Regions from separate parts of the Homo sapiens genome. Here region 1 is linked to region 2. A link is an interaction called in ENCODE POLR2A ChIA-PET data of the cell type or tissue named here. Cell type or tissue: Panc1. All regions are shown on one strand. Each heading gives the region's core, and the rest is flanking DNA. Links, peaks and the distances in the headings are about the cores only.

The links. ChIA-PET counts read pairs that join two places held together with the same protein. Peaks named below come from ENCODE experiments on the same cell type or tissue, not always from the same donor. Only the 100,000 strongest peaks of a DNase experiment are listed, where the experiment ranks them.
Region 1: POLR2A ChIA-PET joins it to region 2 with 11 read pairs; 2 of 35 experiments call an interaction of 5 or more read pairs at or near these places.

What each region holds. Positions count from the first base shown.
Region 1 is chr18:3,799,720-3,809,040 of GRCh38, forward strand. All of the region lies in intron 5 of DLGAP1 (DLG associated protein 1), which reads right to left. Among named protein-coding and RNA genes, the nearest start is that of DLGAP1-AS3, 74 kb to the right of the region's middle. In Panc1, for the core only: no CTCF peak of the experiment used is centred there; no DNase peak of the experiment used is centred there.
Region 2 is chr18:3,596,265-3,603,819 of GRCh38, forward strand. All of the region lies in intron 7 of DLGAP1 (DLG associated protein 1), which reads right to left. It overlaps DLGAP1-AS1 (DLGAP1 antisense RNA 1), which reads left to right. Exons shown (of 3, transcript NR_024101.1): 3 at 315-1,115. DLGAP1-AS2 (DLGAP1 antisense RNA 2) reads left to right here and starts at 7,473. Exons shown (of 3, transcript NR_119377.1): 1 at 7,473-7,555. RefSeq lists enhancers at 1-964, 5,699-6,493, 6,494-7,288, 7,064-7,555, 7,289-7,555. In Panc1, for the core only: no CTCF peak of the experiment used is centred there; no DNase peak of the experiment used is centred there; H3K27ac peaks cover 2,500 bases.

The DNA.
Region 1 (9,321 bases), core at 3,954-6,453, 210 kb after region 2:
TGAGGGCTGCGGAGTGCAGGCAGTTAATGGATTTACCTAATTCAAAACAAAACAAAACACCTATAAATTTTTCCCCAAGGATCATTCCTCCCTCCCGCTAATACTCCTCTACCTGAGATGATTGTTTTCTTTAAGACAGCCAAGGAAAGAGAAATGACAATGAGGATCTTAACCTGTTATCTGAATAGTGAAGTCCATCTCAAAATATTCAAAAAGGAAGAGAAGCTGGAAAATTCTAACTGTTGATCAAATATTACCACTGCTGTAAGTTAAAAAAAAATCCACCTAATTTTAAAATGGCCCCTAGATTGTTCTTCCCATGGTAGATTGCTTATACTCAACCCCGAGTGGCATAGTCTCAGAACCCAGTCTTCCCAGCAGGGAATTGGAACAGCAGGTTTTATGATTATACTTTCCTATTTTGGTGGGTGGGAACATATTTTACTTTATATCTTGCTTTTTGCTTCATTTTCATTTTCTTTAAGTGATTAAGTGCTTTGAGATGCCAAGCCTTCATGTTTATTGAAGTTACTTTTACACTTTTAGCTAATTCCTGCACTCTTGTCCAAGGCCTGTACTCCCATGACCATGCTGATATGTTATGAATATCTCTTTTTGTTATAACTAGGCCTTTTTGTCTTCCATTCCTTTGCATAAAGAATATTACCCATTCAACTAGGGAAGTGGTTGTATAAATTATAGTACAGGAATATAATGGAATACTTTGCCATTGTTAAAAAGAGTGTGGTTAACCCACAAGCATTTATATAAAACAATGTTTAAGACCTAATTTCAAGTGAAAAGAGCAAATTGTAGAACAGTATGTATAAAGAAAGTTTAGACATGGGTATATATAATATATGCTTAGAACATTTCTGAAAAGATTCATAAGAAACAGAATTCTTACCTCTATGGAGGGCTAAAAAGGGAATGAAGAGGGGAGGGGGACTTTAACACATTATTAAAATATTTCTTGGTGGTGTTAAAATTTTTATGAGTATTATATTTTGTAATAATAAAAAAGGAAATCTTCCCATTATTTCTAAATAAAAAAGAGACATGTGGGTATGGTGTATATTGGAGAATGGCGTATCACTACGGCAAGCAAGACAAAATAATAGCAGCAGCAACAAGGAGATCTGACCTGTGGTATTAGGCTGTTTTTGGGTCACTAGAAAGAAATACTTGAAGCTGGGTAATTTATAAAGAAAAGGGTTTTAATCAGCTCATGATTCTGCAGGGTTTATAGGAAGCACGGTGCTGGTAGCTGCTTCTGGTGAGTCTTCAGGAAGCTTACAATCATGGCTGAAGATGACAGGGTGTCAGCATGACACACGGTGAGAGCAAGGGAGCAAGAGGGTGGGGAGGTGCCACACTCTTGAACAACCAGATCTTGCGTGAACTCAAAGTGAGAACCCAGTCGTGTTGATGAGGACGGCACCAAGCCATTCATTAGGGATCCGCCCCCAAGACCCAAACACCTTCCACCAGGCCCCACCTCCAACACTGGGGATTACATTTCAACATGGGATTTGGAGGGGACAAACACCCAAACTATACCACCTGTCCTTGGTTGGCTTTTGATTTTTGGTGTCCTTATTTATCTGTGTAACTTCGTATATCAGCCCTTTCCGGTACCATCCTAATCTCTGCTTCTACCATTCTTTCCCTGCAGCAGTACAACTTTCTCTTGTCTCTTACTTGATTTCAAACTGTCTCCAATTTGTCTCTCTCTATCTCATCTAGAGGCAGGCTAGTATAGTGGTTGATAACATGGGCTCTGAATTCAAATCCCGACTGTGACACTTCTAGCTCTGTGACCTTGGAAAGTCAATTAAATTTATGTGCCCCAGTTTCCTCCTTGTATAACCTAGTTAATAATGATTCTTGTCTTATAGGTACTATTAGTTATTATGTGAATTGTGTCTGGCACAGAGGAAGTGCTTCTAAGTGTTAGTCATTACTATTCTTCAAGGTGATTTTTTGGGGGGTTAAAATTAGATATATTTCAACAAGAAAAACAAATAAAGAAGCCAAAAGAAAAAAGTAAGAGAAAAGCACAAGAAATGCAGCAAAAACCACCCAGAAAGCCTCTTCACGAGAAGAATGACTGCTGAGATGTTAGAAGATATCCTTCCATACATATATACTCATGTAAATAATATAGAATATACTTTCATCTAAATAAGAAAAAAAATCTCTCTTGTAATTGGCTTTTTGACTCCACGCCACGCAGGCCATCTGTGTTTTTGTTTGTTTGTTTGTTTGTTTGTTTGTTTTTTTGAGATGGAGTCTTGCTCTGTCACCCAGGCTGGAGTGCAGTGGCGTGATCTTGGCTCACTGTAACCTCTGCCTCCCAGGTTCAAGTGATTATTCTGCCTCAGCCTCCCAAGTAGCTGGGACTACAGGTGTGTGCCACCATGCCTGGCTAATTTTTGTATTTTTAGTAGAGATGGGGTTTCACCATATTGGCCAGGCTGGTCTTGAACTCCTGACTTTGTGATCCGCCCGCCTCGGCCTCCCAAAGTGTTGGGATTACAGGCATGAGCCACCGACCCCGCCACGCAGGCCATCTTTCTAAAACAACACTTACATCACTTCATTATCTGGCTCGGCTATCAGTGGTTTCCTATTGCTCACTTTATTAAAACAAAATGAATTCTCTGGATATGTAAGGATCTTACTTAGAAAAGTCCTCACTTTCTATCCAAAGATGGCTTCCCATTTTTAAATACTCTTCTAATACATCAGTCAGCTTAATTTCTTTATACTCAGACAAAATTCCTCCTCCGTAGTCTGTTGCCTCTCAGTGATTATTCAGATTCCAAATCGAATCCTTTCTCTTTCATGAAGTCATCCCTTCCTATTTTCAATTCCTATTAGTTTTTCTTTTTTTTGGACAAATATAGCACTTTTAGTTAGCGGTAACATACATAATGTAATTTCAAAACTTACAAATAATGATACAAAATTGTTTTCATTGCTCTTGGCGGCACTGAATCGTATATGTGCAGTGGAGACAGAGCCTTATAGCTCTCTTGTCTCCCTCAGGGCATTTAGCAGCTTGAAAACTTTGATTCCTCTGGAAAGAAGTCTTGGTTGAGAGTGAGATGACTTGGGTCCTAAACCTTGCTGAAGAGCTTAAGCGAGGCACCTCTTTACTTGGGGCCTCCATATCCTCATTTGCAATATAAAAGGGTTGGAATCATCTTTGAGGATCCTTTTAGTTTTGCTTCTAAGATTTTTTATTCATTCTCTCTCTGAAGAAAGGCTACCTAAAAATAATGCCATTGGTAAAGTGGTAAATGTTTAGAAACTGACTTTTTGGGAGGAAGAAGCTCTGCCTCGTAGAGCGTGTCGATTTCCATGGTGTAAATATTTCCATCACGGCCAATATCAGGCTCCCAGGATGACAAAACTGAATATGGAGTTGGGAAGAGATGTCCACCATTGGCTCTCATTGGACGACTGGACCCCCCCTAGCATTGTGGAGTGGCTCCTTTCAATGAAGAAATGCAGCCTCAGGCTAGATGAGCACAGCCAGCTAGCTTCGTCTCCAGCTTCTCTCACTCTAAAACTCCAACACAATCTTTCTTCACTGAGTGGAGAAGGCGACGACAATGGAAAGTGCTCCCAGCTTGGCTTTTCAAACCCAGGCTCTGAAGGCACAAACCCCAGGAGGAGGCCAGTCTTCTCAGGCACTTGTACCCACAGCAGTGTCCATCTCTTTTGGAATCTGGCACAGGAATGATGCTACCGAGGTGGTGGCAATTTTATATGCAGTTGGTAATTTGGATCTGTTCCGAGAGCTCTCAGCTCTGCCTTTTCTGGGAAAGAGGTGTGGTCCAAAGAACTAAAAGAAGGTTCTGAGCTGTAAGTCAAGAACAATGTACAGATGGTGGAAACAGTCTCCAGACTGTTCAGGGAAAAGTCCTCAGAGTTTCATGAGTCAGTGGGAGGAAAGAAGTTGGAGAGAAAGTAGAGGGCTGGAGCCGAAGACCCAGGCTCTGCCTCGTGAGGCTCACAACCATGAGAAAGCCTTGGTGTATCAGTAAAGTGTTGGTTAAAAATCAACTCGAAATTCCTTCTGACACCGTTGGGAGGATCTTATCATATGTACTAAAAACATTTGATGACTGTTATTTATACTTATTTATGTTAAACAATAGGAAGAAAATTAAAATATTACTAGCTATCAGGATAGATGATATTTTCTCTTCATTGGTTTATGTAGGTTCATATATATATATATATATATATATATATATATATATATATATATATAATTTTTTTTGAGACAGTCTGGCTCTGTCGGCCAGGCTAGGGTACAGTGGCAAGATCTTGGTTCACTGCAACCTCTGCCTCCCGAGTTCAAGTGACTCAGCCTCCTGAGTAGCTGGGATCACAGGCGCACGCCACCACACCCAGCTAATGTTTGTATTTTTAGTAGAAATGGGGTTTTGCCATATTGGTCAGGCTGGTCTTGAGCTCCTGGCCTCAAGTGATCTGCCTGCCCTGGCCTCCCAAAGTGCTGGGATTACAGGCATGGGCCACCAAGCCCAGCCACAGATAATTTTTAAAGAATGTTGCAGTAGTTAATGTGATCATTGAAGAACACCCTTCCCAACTTCAAAAGGACTAGTTAATGCTGGTGCTCCCTGCCCCCTCATAGAACTAGAAGGAACTGGGATTCCCCAGATGAACTGAAGGAAATACGCTAATATTCAAAGTGGATAACAATACTAGGGATGGCTGCGTGGATATTTTTAACATGCTAATGTGTACCTGCCAGACTGAGCTCCCAGCCTCCAGGTGGGCTGGCAATGCAAAGTAGGGTTGAGAAGGAACAGGGAGCTTTTCAGAGAACCACAGATTCAGAAGCAGAGGGAGGGGGAAGAATTGAAGAGAACACAGACGCAGTGAAAGGATGCTGGGCAGATGTTAGATGGCAGCTCAACTCAACCACTGCGCATTAAAGTTACTCATGGAGGGTACTGTTCAGGGCACTTTAGGCATAGAGGGATTGTGTAATGATGCGTTAGCATTTGTTCAACATCCCCTCTGGGATGACGACTCTGTGCCAAGTGCTTCAAAAACATTCTTTCAGATAGCATTGAATCTCTTCCTACACGAGGGACAGAGAAAATAAACCAGTGCTTAAGAAAGCTATATTACCTTGAGAAATGTTAACACAGTGCTTCGGGAATTCTTAGGAGGAAGAAATAATGGCTGACAGCCAGAGGTTAAATTTGAGAAGAAGATTTAAAAGAATGGAGACTTTCTTCTCATCTTCTCCCCCATTAGATCGCAAGTTCTGTTGTACTGGGAATCCTGACTACTATAATATATCCCAATGCTTAGCACATAGTAGGTGGCCAAAACTGATAATAATGATGGCGATAGCTAACATATGTGGAGCAACTACTGTGTGCCAGGGACTGTGCTAAGTGCGCCACATACACTGCACCTTCTCGAATCTGCATAATTACCCTTGAACAACCAGTGGCTTGTTGAAGTGGCGTGATGTTACTTCCCATACAAGTGTTCTGTGCTTGTAAGGGAATAGCAGGAAAGAAGATCTCAAAGGAGAATGGTGTCTTACTGTGACACTTTTGAATGTTACATTTGGAACTTTGTGCCTAGACAACATGGGATTCAGAGATAATTTTTTAGCAACCTGGTAGAAAGTCTTAGAGAAGGAGTTGGAGCAGAGAGAGGCTGGGGGCGTCAATACAAATTGGTCCATTGCAATCACTCAAGTGAAAAATAGTAAAGCTGGAAGAGGTAAGAGGTGAGTTGCAAAGTTTCAAGACTGTATTTAAAAAATGGTCATTCCACTGATAGAAAGGGAAGTGTCAGGAAGAGAAGTGATATATTTAGGGAGTACTGTGTTATGTGGGTGCTTTGAAATCTCTTCTTCCTGAATGCTGAGCTTGAAAATACAGGATCAATGCACATGATCAGACGATGGTGCAGATCTTATGCTAAAGTCTTAGACTCTTTAGGCTGTAAAGATCTTATATAGATATTTTGTCTGTCTTGCTCAGGCAGAATTATCAAAGGTCTCAGAGGAATATAACTCAGCTTGTTTCAAAAGAGGCCTTGGAAGTTTTCTCTAACAATTTCCAAATTAATTGATGTGATAATTAATAACTTTGCACTTAGAAGTTCCTCCTTGCAGCTAACCTGAATTCCTTGGGCTGCAATTTTGATCTCATTTCCTCCTGGTTTATAGATAGGAATGTTGATGATGTTGCTATTTCAAATGCATCTTCTGTAAAGATACATTTATTTAGGACTTACACCCAGCTTGCTTCTAAAAAGGATTAGAGGCAGCTCCTAATATGTCCACCTAGGCTTCCTTTTAAAGAAGCTTTTCTCATTCCTGCAAAATGTCTTCCATCTGCATGCATAAGAAGAATTTCTTTAATAATAAATGATACAGCAAAAGTAAAGCTAATAACGAACTATGCTGACAAAATAGTAACCTGTAAACAAAACAAAACAAAAACAAAAAGAAACAAAAAACCACAATCCTTTCTTATGCCAGGCAATGCAGATTTTTCTCATCAGAAAATAATTTTGACCAAAACTATCAATTTTAACACCGCCAGCCTCTGAATTTTAAGTTCCTTTCTTCTTTGTAGTGCCTGCTTTTGCCATTCTTAGACTCGTGTGTGTGTATGTGTCTGTGTGTATTTTTCTCTTCCACTTGACTCTGGAAAACCAGATTTTAGTAAAGCATTTAGTGAATATTGAAACCAAGGTATAAATGATGGACACAGTACTTAAATTATTAAAGGTACCAAATGTTTGTTGCATGAATAAATGAGTGAGTGAGTGATTGCATGAATATAATTTGTGATTGTAATTAGGGTGTTCTCTTTACCTCGTTGTCTGCACTTTAACGGGAACATAGATATTAAATTGAATAAATGGCAGGTGGCAGACAGAAAAGACGAAGGAATTTTGAGGCTCTCTGCAAAGAGAAGCCGTCCTGGAAGGACAGTGGGCAGCATCTCTGATCAGCACTACCTAAAGGAAGTGAGGAGTCTTTGTTGCCAGAAACCTTAGCCAGGGCCTTCCCTGCTCCCCTCCCTCTGCTGTCTTAGGGCTTTGTTTACACAGCCCCTTGAAGCCAGCTGTCAAGGGTGCAAACCTGGTCTGCCATCCTTTGAAGAAGGTTCAGGTTACACATGGTAAGCCACAGAACAGAGAAGGCCCAGGATTCATTATTGTATTAGTCTCCACAGAGCTGAACCCAGGCTCCTAAGAGTCCGTCCCTTCTTCCTGTGTCCTCTGTCAGCCAGCGCCTTCTGCAGCTCTGATCCTTTGGTCATTGGTCCTTCTTTCCTGCACCTGAGGCTAAGCCTGAGTCAAGATGTTCTCAAGATCCTTCCTGTTTCAGCTGCATGTCTGATGTTTACACTTGCGACTCAGAACTCACTTCACTGCAGGCTTCTGACGCCCCTTCAAATCCATGCTTCACTCTCACAATCTGTTTTGAATGTCTGTTTTTCCTGGGTACCACTTCTCAGTTGTCCACACCCAGTTGATCTTCCTTTCCCCTCCATTATTAAACATCTTTTAAATAGCTCATCACTGCAGTCTTAGTAAGTTCAACTTTCCGTCCAGCTTTTTATCTTTTCTGGTTTCAACACCTGGGCTCAAATCTTAGCTCTGACATTTGATTGATAGGTAACCTTAAAAAAGTTATTTAATCTCTCTGAGATGGAAATTTGTCATTTGTAAAATGGGCAAAATTGCATGCATAGAGTTCTGATGATCAAAAGAAAACACGTATGTAAAGCCCGTAGCACTCAGTCAGGCACTTAGAACCTTGTTAAAATGTAAATATCCCTCCTACTTAAAAAAAAATTATTTTAAGTTTTGGGATACGTGTACAGGATGTGCAGGTTTGTTACATAGGTAAACGTGTGCTCTGGTGGTTTGCTGCACCTATCAACCCATCACCTAGGTATTAAGCCCAGCATGCATTAGCTATTTATCCTGATGCTCTCTCCCTCCCCCAATCCCTGACTCTTAACTTTTAAAAATGTCTCATTCCTTCTCTCTAGAAAAGTATCGGGACTTTCTTTTATTCTTTTGCCTCCTTTAAAGGCACACAAGGAGTTCTCTCCTCTCTATAGTCATGATCATTGTAGAGACTTTTCAGTCTACGCAGGCTTCCTTTCAACACAGGCTTCCTTTCAACACAGGCTTTTCTAAAGAGTAATTATATAGCAAGAAACCAGGATTTGGTACAGACTACAATACTCACACATGCCCACATCATTTGGAGGAGGGCATTCATATCCCAATGAAGGAACATTTTTTTAAAAACTAGGAGTGGTGATCTGGGACTCAATGTAATAGGCGATTGCTTGTATTAGCTGTTTTTTTCTTTTTTAAATAAAGCTGATTTCTAACAAATATTTGAAAGGTATTTAGATAATTTGTAGATGAGCAAGTGATAATTTTTCTGTGAGCAAGAATGACTTTCCCTGTTTTAAACGTGTCGCGTTTCTTATTATATTGGAAAGTGGGAGTGGGGAGTTAGAAGTATAGAGGATAATAGAAGAAAGTATTATAGTCAGGTCGCGTTTCTTATTATATTGGAAAGTGGGAGTGGGGAGTTAGAAGTATAGAGGATAATAGAAGAAAGTATTATAGTCAGGGAAGAATGGGACACTACCCTGGGTTTATATCACTGATCACTGAGGACGTAAATTCACAATTTCGTGTGGCAGGTTGTATTTTCTTGTTCTCCCTACTTTGTGAGGAGCATTTGCTATTATACGTTACAATGATACGGAGGAACAGGTAGGAGAGGAACAAAAAAGCATTTAGGCAAAACAGAGACATTTCATACTACTTAGAACAGAGATGGGATGATACAAATTGCTATGTTCCCAATACAGTTCATATCTTTGGGGAAAAAATAGCGATGCTCCAATCTTCATCCCATCCCCCTCTTTCTCTAACAAGAAAAGGAAAACGAGGAGCAGTAGGTAGGTAGGAGGGGAGTGTATGACGTGAGGAACAGGCAAGGACACAGCATGTCCAGGAGGAGAAAAGGGGAGCAAAAAACGTATACAAGATAAACAACAACAACAACAAAAGAGACTCCAGCAAGAGGCTATGGTTTTGGGCTCCTCACGTAGAAATCAATGCATTTAAAATATCCAGAATTAAAGTTGAAGAAGAACACTCCATCTACCTCTTCTCAAATTATTTTCTTTACCAATACTACTTCCTTTTGTCTTTAAACTGTGAACCACTACTCTACTGTGCCTTGTTCTTACAATTATACACGTCAGT
Region 2 (7,555 bases), core at 1,578-4,077:
TTCTCCTGCCTCAGCCTCTCGTGTAGCTGGAATTACAGCCGCCCGCCACCATGCTTAGCTTATTTTTATATTTTTAATAGAGACGGGGTTTCACCATGTGGGCCAGGCTGATCTTGAACTCCTGACCTTAGATGATCTGTCTGCCTCGGCCTCCCAAAGTGCTGGGATTACAGGCTTGAACCACCAAGCCCGGCCTGACATTTTTCTTTTAAATCTTTTATCAACCAGCTTTCATTTCTTGTCAGATGTCACTTTTCAGCAACCTGTTGCTATATTCTCTGTTAGGAGAACTTTTTTTTTTTTTTTCTGGCCAGACTGAGAGAAAGGAATGAAAGGATGGAAGAATTACAAGATCAGGCACTGCTGTCTGTCTGTTCCACGGATGTAACCACAGCACACGCGTGGCTCACGGTACTAGTGTGATAAATGCTTGTTACATGAAGGCGTGAACAGGGATGAGAAGAGACTTCCTGGAGAAACAAAAGGACTAACAATCAGGAAGGGGAGGTGATCGGGGCAGGAGTAAAGTGGACACCTCAGCAAAGCCATTCGCTGTGATCTCTGATTGTGCAGTGTCATGTCCTGTCACCAGAGCCCCCTCGTGTTTGATGTTGGCCAATGCCGCCAGCATGATCTAGCAGGCCAAATCCTAATCTACCATTCTCTGACACCAGCTGGTCCCCTGGGTCGTCCACCCGATGTCCCCCATTCTCCCCACTTGGCCTCCCCCACAGGCTCTCGGCAAAGGACCGTGGGAGGCACCTGTGACACTGCCCTTTTCCTGTGCAGCTGTTTTTCTTCTTCATTCTTTTCACTCCTCGTTACTCTTTTTTTTTTCACTCTCAGCCCACACAAAACTAGGAACTTTGTTATTCTACTTATTTTTCTGTACTCTGTCTGTTTGCACACAGATGGATATCTGAGAGCCAGCGAACTTTCTTTACCTCCTAGTATCATTTCATGAAAATTAGTAGCACCTGCACAATGGGGCCTTGGAGACAGGAATAAAAGGAAAAATCTGGAATGGAATCACATGACGCAACAGGCTATGAAGACTCCCTGCCCGGCTGCTATATGTCTGGTAAACAGAATAAATAGTACTTGAGCATCCCTGACTCTGAGACTGTGGGGTAGCTGGTTGTTTTAAGATGGGACCAGGGTATTGTGCACTTATTGCCAATTCTTGCTTCAGTAAGTGGGGTGGCTGTGCAGAGTGAGTGGCCTGTGTATGAACCAGGGTCCGTCCCATCTAATGAGAGTCCGGTCAGGCTGAGTCCTCACCAAGACTTCAGCGTGGATTCATCAGTAACCTTGGTTCACTGGCAGGCTTGCTGGACTTTGGAGAAAAGGCTGACCCTCCCCCAAAGCAGCCCATTGCTGCCACTGCCCTAGGAACAGAGGGCCTGGAGCCAGGGCTTGACCTGGTACAGGAGCTTTTGCACAAGGCCGGCTCAAACCTCCAAACCTGGGGAAACAGGATGCATGGTGAAGTGAAGAAGAAAGAAAATGCATCCACCGTTCCTTCCTGTTGGTGTCAGCACGATGAGGAATAATTACCTGGATCTGGAAAGCAGGCGTGTGGGAGGCTGCAGGCCCCCCTGATCTGTGTAGTTAGGCACTTAATTTTTCATCCTCCTCCTTCTCTCTGCCCTCCCGAAACCGCCGTTTTCAAAGGAAAAACAGAAAAACGTATCTGGGTAACCCGTGTAATACTGTTTACATCAGCCCACTTGGCCCAGAAAGGATACCAGCTCCTTACTGATGCTCAGATAACAGGGTTAGTGCTTAAAAAAATTATGCCTTGGGCCGGGTGCGGTGGCTCACGCCTATAATCCCAGCACTTTGGGAGGCTGAGGTGGGTGGATCACAAGGTCAAGAGATCAAGACCATCCTGGCCAACCAACATAGTGAACCTGTCTCTACTAAAAATACAAAAAGTAGCTGGGCGTAGTGGCGCATGCCTGTAGTCCCAGCTGCTCGGGAGGCTGAGGCAGGAGAGTCGTTTAGGCCTGGCAGGCGGAGGTTGCAGTGAGCTGAGATTGCGCCACACTGCACTCCAGCCCAGGCGGTGGAGTGAGTCTCCATCTCAAAAAAAAAAATTCTGTCTCATTCATTATCCAACTTTGTCACTGATAGAGAAGGACATAGATCCAGAGAAGAACTTGTCCAGGTGACCCCAGGGCTCTTTCCCCCTCCATTACTTTTTTTTTTTTTTTTTTTTGAGCCAGAGTCTGGCTCTGTCACCCAGGCTGGAGTGCAGTGTCACAATCTTGGCTCACTGCATCCTCTGCCTCCTGGGTTCAAGCTATTCTCCTGACTCAGCCTCCCTAGTAGCTGGGATTACAGGTGCATGCCACCCCGCCCAGCTAATTTTTGTATTTTTAGTAGAGATGAGGTTTTAACTTGTTAGCCAGGCTGGTCTTGAACTCCTGACGTCAAGCGATCTGCCTGCCTTGGCCTCCCAAAGTGCTGGGATTAAGGGCGTGAGCCACCGCGCCCGGTCCCCTCCATTACTCCTTAAGTGTCCCTTAAAGACTGTATTTATTTATTTGAAACAGAGTCTTGCTCTGTCACCCAGGCTGTTGTGCAGTGGCATGATCTTGGCTCACTGCAACCTTCTGCCTCAGCCTCCTGAGTACCTGAGACTACAGGCGGGCGCCACCACACCCGGCTAATGTTTGTCTTTTTGGTAGAGATGGGGGTTTCACCATGTTGGCCAGGCTGGTCTCGAACTCCTGATCTCAAGTGATCTGCCCCCTTCAGCCTCCCAAAGTGCTGGGATTACAGGCGTGAGCCACTGCGCCCAGCAAAGACTGTGTTTAAAATACTACCTTTCTGTTAGGTACTTGTCATTTGCCAAAATTAAATAAAAACAGTCTAGGAACCTAGGAACCTGTGAAGTCAGTACTAAAATCTATACCAATTTACTCCACAAACCCCCATCCTCCTCCTCGTTGGTTGAGTGTTTAATAAAGCCAGGCGCTTTACCTATAGTCTCATTAAATTAAAAACAATCCTGCATAGGAAGTCAGGATCTCAATTTTGCAGATGAAAAGGAGGCTTATCTGGGCATGCCCAGCAAGGTCTGGGGAACGCCCCTTAATGGAGTACTTGAATTTGTCTGCAGGGAGAGGTGGCATCACCGCACTGTAAATAGTTTCCGAGGTCAAGTTTGGCTAGTGGCTTTTAGAATTGGGGCAGAAGGATGCCATCCTACTCCCACCTTCAGAGGCATCTCAGGTTCTGGAGCTCTGTGCTAACTAAGCCCACCTGTGGAGGGTGGCAATGGAGTGGTGACAGGCGTGCAAGGTTTCACGTCTTTAAAGAAAAGACAGCTCCAAGGACAGAGAGTTTTTTGTTGTTTGTTTTGTTTTTTGAGACAGTCTCACTCTGTTGTCAGGCTAGAGTGTAGTGGCGCGATCTCGGCTCACTGCAACCTCCACCTCCCGGGTTCAAGCGATTCCCCTGCCTCAGCCTCCCGAGTAGCTGGGACTACAGGAGGCGCCACCACGCCCGGCTAATTTTGGTATTTTTAGTAGAGATGTAGTTTCACCATGTGGGCCAGGATGGTCTCGATCTCTTGACCTTGTGATCCGCCCACCTCGGCCTCCCAAAATGTTGGGATTACAGGCGTGAGCCACCATTCCCAGCCAATTTTTTTTTTTTTTTTAAAGAGACAGGGTCTCGCTCTGTTGCCAGGGCTGGAGTGCAGTGGTGTGATCATGGCTCACTACATCCTCTAACTCCTGGGCTCAAGCGAACCTCCCACTTTAGCCTCCGGAACAGCTGGAACCACAAGCGCACACCACCACATCCAGCTAAGTTTTAAAAAACTGTTTGTAAAGACAGGGTCTCACTATGTTGCCCAGGGTCAAGGTCAGATTTGTTAATCCTTCTGACATTGTCTCCTGTTGGAGTTCTGGATGTTCATTAGTTCATCACCATGCATGTGATTCACACACTGTACTCAGAAACATTCTTTTTTCTTGTTTTTGTTTTTTTATGAGACGGAGTTTCTCTCTTGTCACCCAGGCTGGAGTGCAATGGCACGCACGATCTCGGCTCACTGCAACCTCCACCTCCCCGGTTCAAGCAATTCTCCTGCCTCAGCCTCCCGAGTAGTGCCACCACTCCCAGCTTATTTTTGTATTAGTAGAGACGGGGTTTCACCATGTTGGCCAGGCTGGTCTCGAACCCCGGACCTCAGGTGATCCACCTGCCTCGGCCTCCCAAAGTGCTGGGATTACAGGCATGAGCCACCGTGCCTGGCCAGAAACATTCTTTTTATTCGTTTTTATTATAATTGTAGTAAGGGCCCTGGTAGGGGATTTGAACTGTTTCTTTCCACAGTGTGGAATGATGTCTATATACATTACAGAATGGAGATATAGATATCTATAGAGATCTATAGATATCTATAGAGATCTATATAGATATCTATAGCTATATAGATATAGAGATATAGATATATATAGATATATAGATATATATAGATATATAGATATATATAGATATATAGATATATATAGATATATAGATATATAGATATATATAGATATATAGATATATATAGATATATATAGATATATAGATATATATAGATATATAGATATATAGATAGATATATAGATATATATAGATATATAGATAGATATAGATATATATAGATATATAGATAGATATATAGATATATATAGATATATAGATAGATATATAGATATAGATATATAGATATATAGATATAGATAGATATATAGATATATAGATATAGAGATAAAGATATAGATAGATATATAGATATATAGATATATAGATAGATATATAGATATATATATTTTTTGAGACAGAGTCTCACCCTGTGGCTCAGGCTAGAGTGCAGTGATGTGATCTCAGCTCACTGCAACCTCCACTTCCCGGGCTAAAGCAATTCTCCCACCTCAGCCACCCAAGTAGCTGGGATTACAGGCACCTGCCACCATGCCAGCTATCTTTTGTATTTTTAGTAGAGATGGGGTTTCACCATGTTGATCAGGCTGGTCTCGAACTCCTGACCTCAAGCAATCCACCCGCCTCGGCCTCCCAAAATGCTGGGTTTACAGGTGTGAGCCACTGCGCCTGGCCCAGAATGGAGTAATCTGATGTGGTCTTACAGATAAACACTTCACATATGCAAGGGTGTGTGTGTGTGTGTGTGTGTGTTTTAACTCATCTTTTCCATTCTCTTCCCAACCCCTCCTTTCCCATCTGCTACCCTCAGGCTACAGTTCGACTTCACAGATAGAAAAATAAAACCTACGGCTGGGCATGGTGGTTCACGCCTATAATCCCAGCACTTTGGGAGGCCGAGGTGGGCCAATCGTTTGAGGTCGGGAATTTGAGACCAGCCTGACCAACATGGTGAAACCCTGTCTCTACCAAAAATACAAATAAATTAGCCGGTCATGGTGGCCTGCCCCAGTAATCCCAGCTACTTGGGAGGCTGAGGCAGGAGAATCGCTTGAACCAAGGAAGCGGAGGTTGCAGCAAGCCCAGATCACGCCACTGCACTCCAGCCTGGGTGACAGAGCGAGACTCCATCTCGGAAAAAAAAAAAAATTAGCTGGGCGTGGTGGCGAGTACCTGTAATCCCAGCTACTCAGGAGGCTGAGGCAGGCGAATCGCTTGAACCCGGGAAGCGGAGATTGCAGTGAGTGGAGATCGGGCCACTGCACTCCAGCCTGGGCTACAGTGCGAGACTCCTTCTCAAATGAATGAATAAATAAATAAATAAAACATATGATTTACCTTGGCCCACTATAATTTTGCACTACAGGGTGGCAGCTCCGTGCTATGTACAAGCCGGGTGCCGCGCAGCTTTGATGCTGCCCAGGACACTGACCTAAAAGTGTGTCTGCAAGTACTCTCACCCTTCATTCATTCAAGCTTTGCCTAGTACACACTTTTTGGAAACCATTTCCCAAAATGCATGCTTTTATACCACATTTCCCACCCACCAGATAACCGAGACAGTGCACGTAACACAGTTTGAATTAAAGAATAATCTTGTTTTGGCCGGGCGCGGTGGCTCACGCCTGTCATCCCAGCAATTTGGGAGGCCGAGGCGGGCGGATCACGAGGTCAGGAGATCGAGACCATCCTGGCTAAGACAGTGAAACCCCGTCTCTGCTAAAAATACAAAAAATTAGCCGGGCGTGGTGGCGGGCGCCTGTAGTCCCAGCTACTCGGGAGGCTGAGGCAGGAGAATGGCGTGAACCCGGGAGGCGGAGCTTGCAGGGAGCCGAGATCGCGCCACCGCACTCCAGCCTGGGCGACAGAGCGAGACTCCGTCCAAAAAAAAAAAAAAAAAAAAAAACAAAGAAACTTGTGTTGGTAGACAAATAAATTCATGAACTGCAGATATAAATAGATCGAGCACTAGATATGTTTATTATCTCCAGCACAGCACTGCCTCCTGGTGCGGATTATATTCCAGTTTTCAAAAGGAACCATAGAAGATACAAGCAATACGATTTTATTTTGGAGGGATTTCTAGCATCATAGGTCAAAGACGTTATTAAGTATCGACTCTGAAAAAGCAACTATAAATACTGCAAATCGACTAAGCCAGAGGACGCAAATATATCCTGCGTGTTGTGTGCTGGACTGTGGTTGAGACTTCATGGTCGTGCTCTGGGCTCATGGGGGCAGCTGACTGCTCATAATTAAGATTGCTGTTGCCGCTGCCTGTGTTCCAAAGAGAACACAAGAGGACAGAGCTAAGGTGTAGGAATGCGGAAGAACTTGCAGAAACTAGAGCTAGTCTTCGGATTGAAATGAATTACCAATAAAGGGTTGGGAAATGGATCAAGGAGAGGGAAGCGTTTTGATGGTCCCTGCTCCGAGGTTCAGCCCATTTGCAGTTGCTGATAACCTTGTCAGGTCACCAGATAAAGGCAAGTCTTGTCACCCTCAGGCACCTGGCTGCGAAGTAATAAAACGGTTGCCTTATCATCTAAAGGTGGAGTGAGTCAAACCTCAGCCCAGGGTAATTATAGTAAACTGAAATTGCCTGTCCTTTACAAAAAAAAAGGCGGAGGGAGAGAGAAAGGAAAAGGGCTTAAGGCAGGAAATTGTGTTTGTCTTTCTCCTTGGATTTAAAAAAGAAACGAGCAAAACAGCAAAAAGTTTTCCAGGGAGTGAGAAAAGCAGCCCGGCTAGACTCCCCTCACCCTGGGTTAACAGGATTGCCGACAGATCAGGCCCACGTGATGGTCAAGAAAAGAGGCTCAAGCTGATGAAAATCCAAGAAATCTTCTTAGGAGCCTTCCTTTCTAAATGTAAATGACTGAGTCATTGCTTTGCTAAGGAGGGAAGGAAGTTACAATCACACCAAGTGACTCATTCATTGCTGTTAGCTCCGGCAGTTGGATGAAAAGTTTTAGCAAAAGCAGCAACAAATGTACTTTAAATACTAGCACAGTAAGGGAATTCCTGTCTTTCAGGATGAATGCCATCCACACAAAAGAGCTCCTGTTGACATCTCATTTACAATCTCCCCCAGGACACAGACAAGACC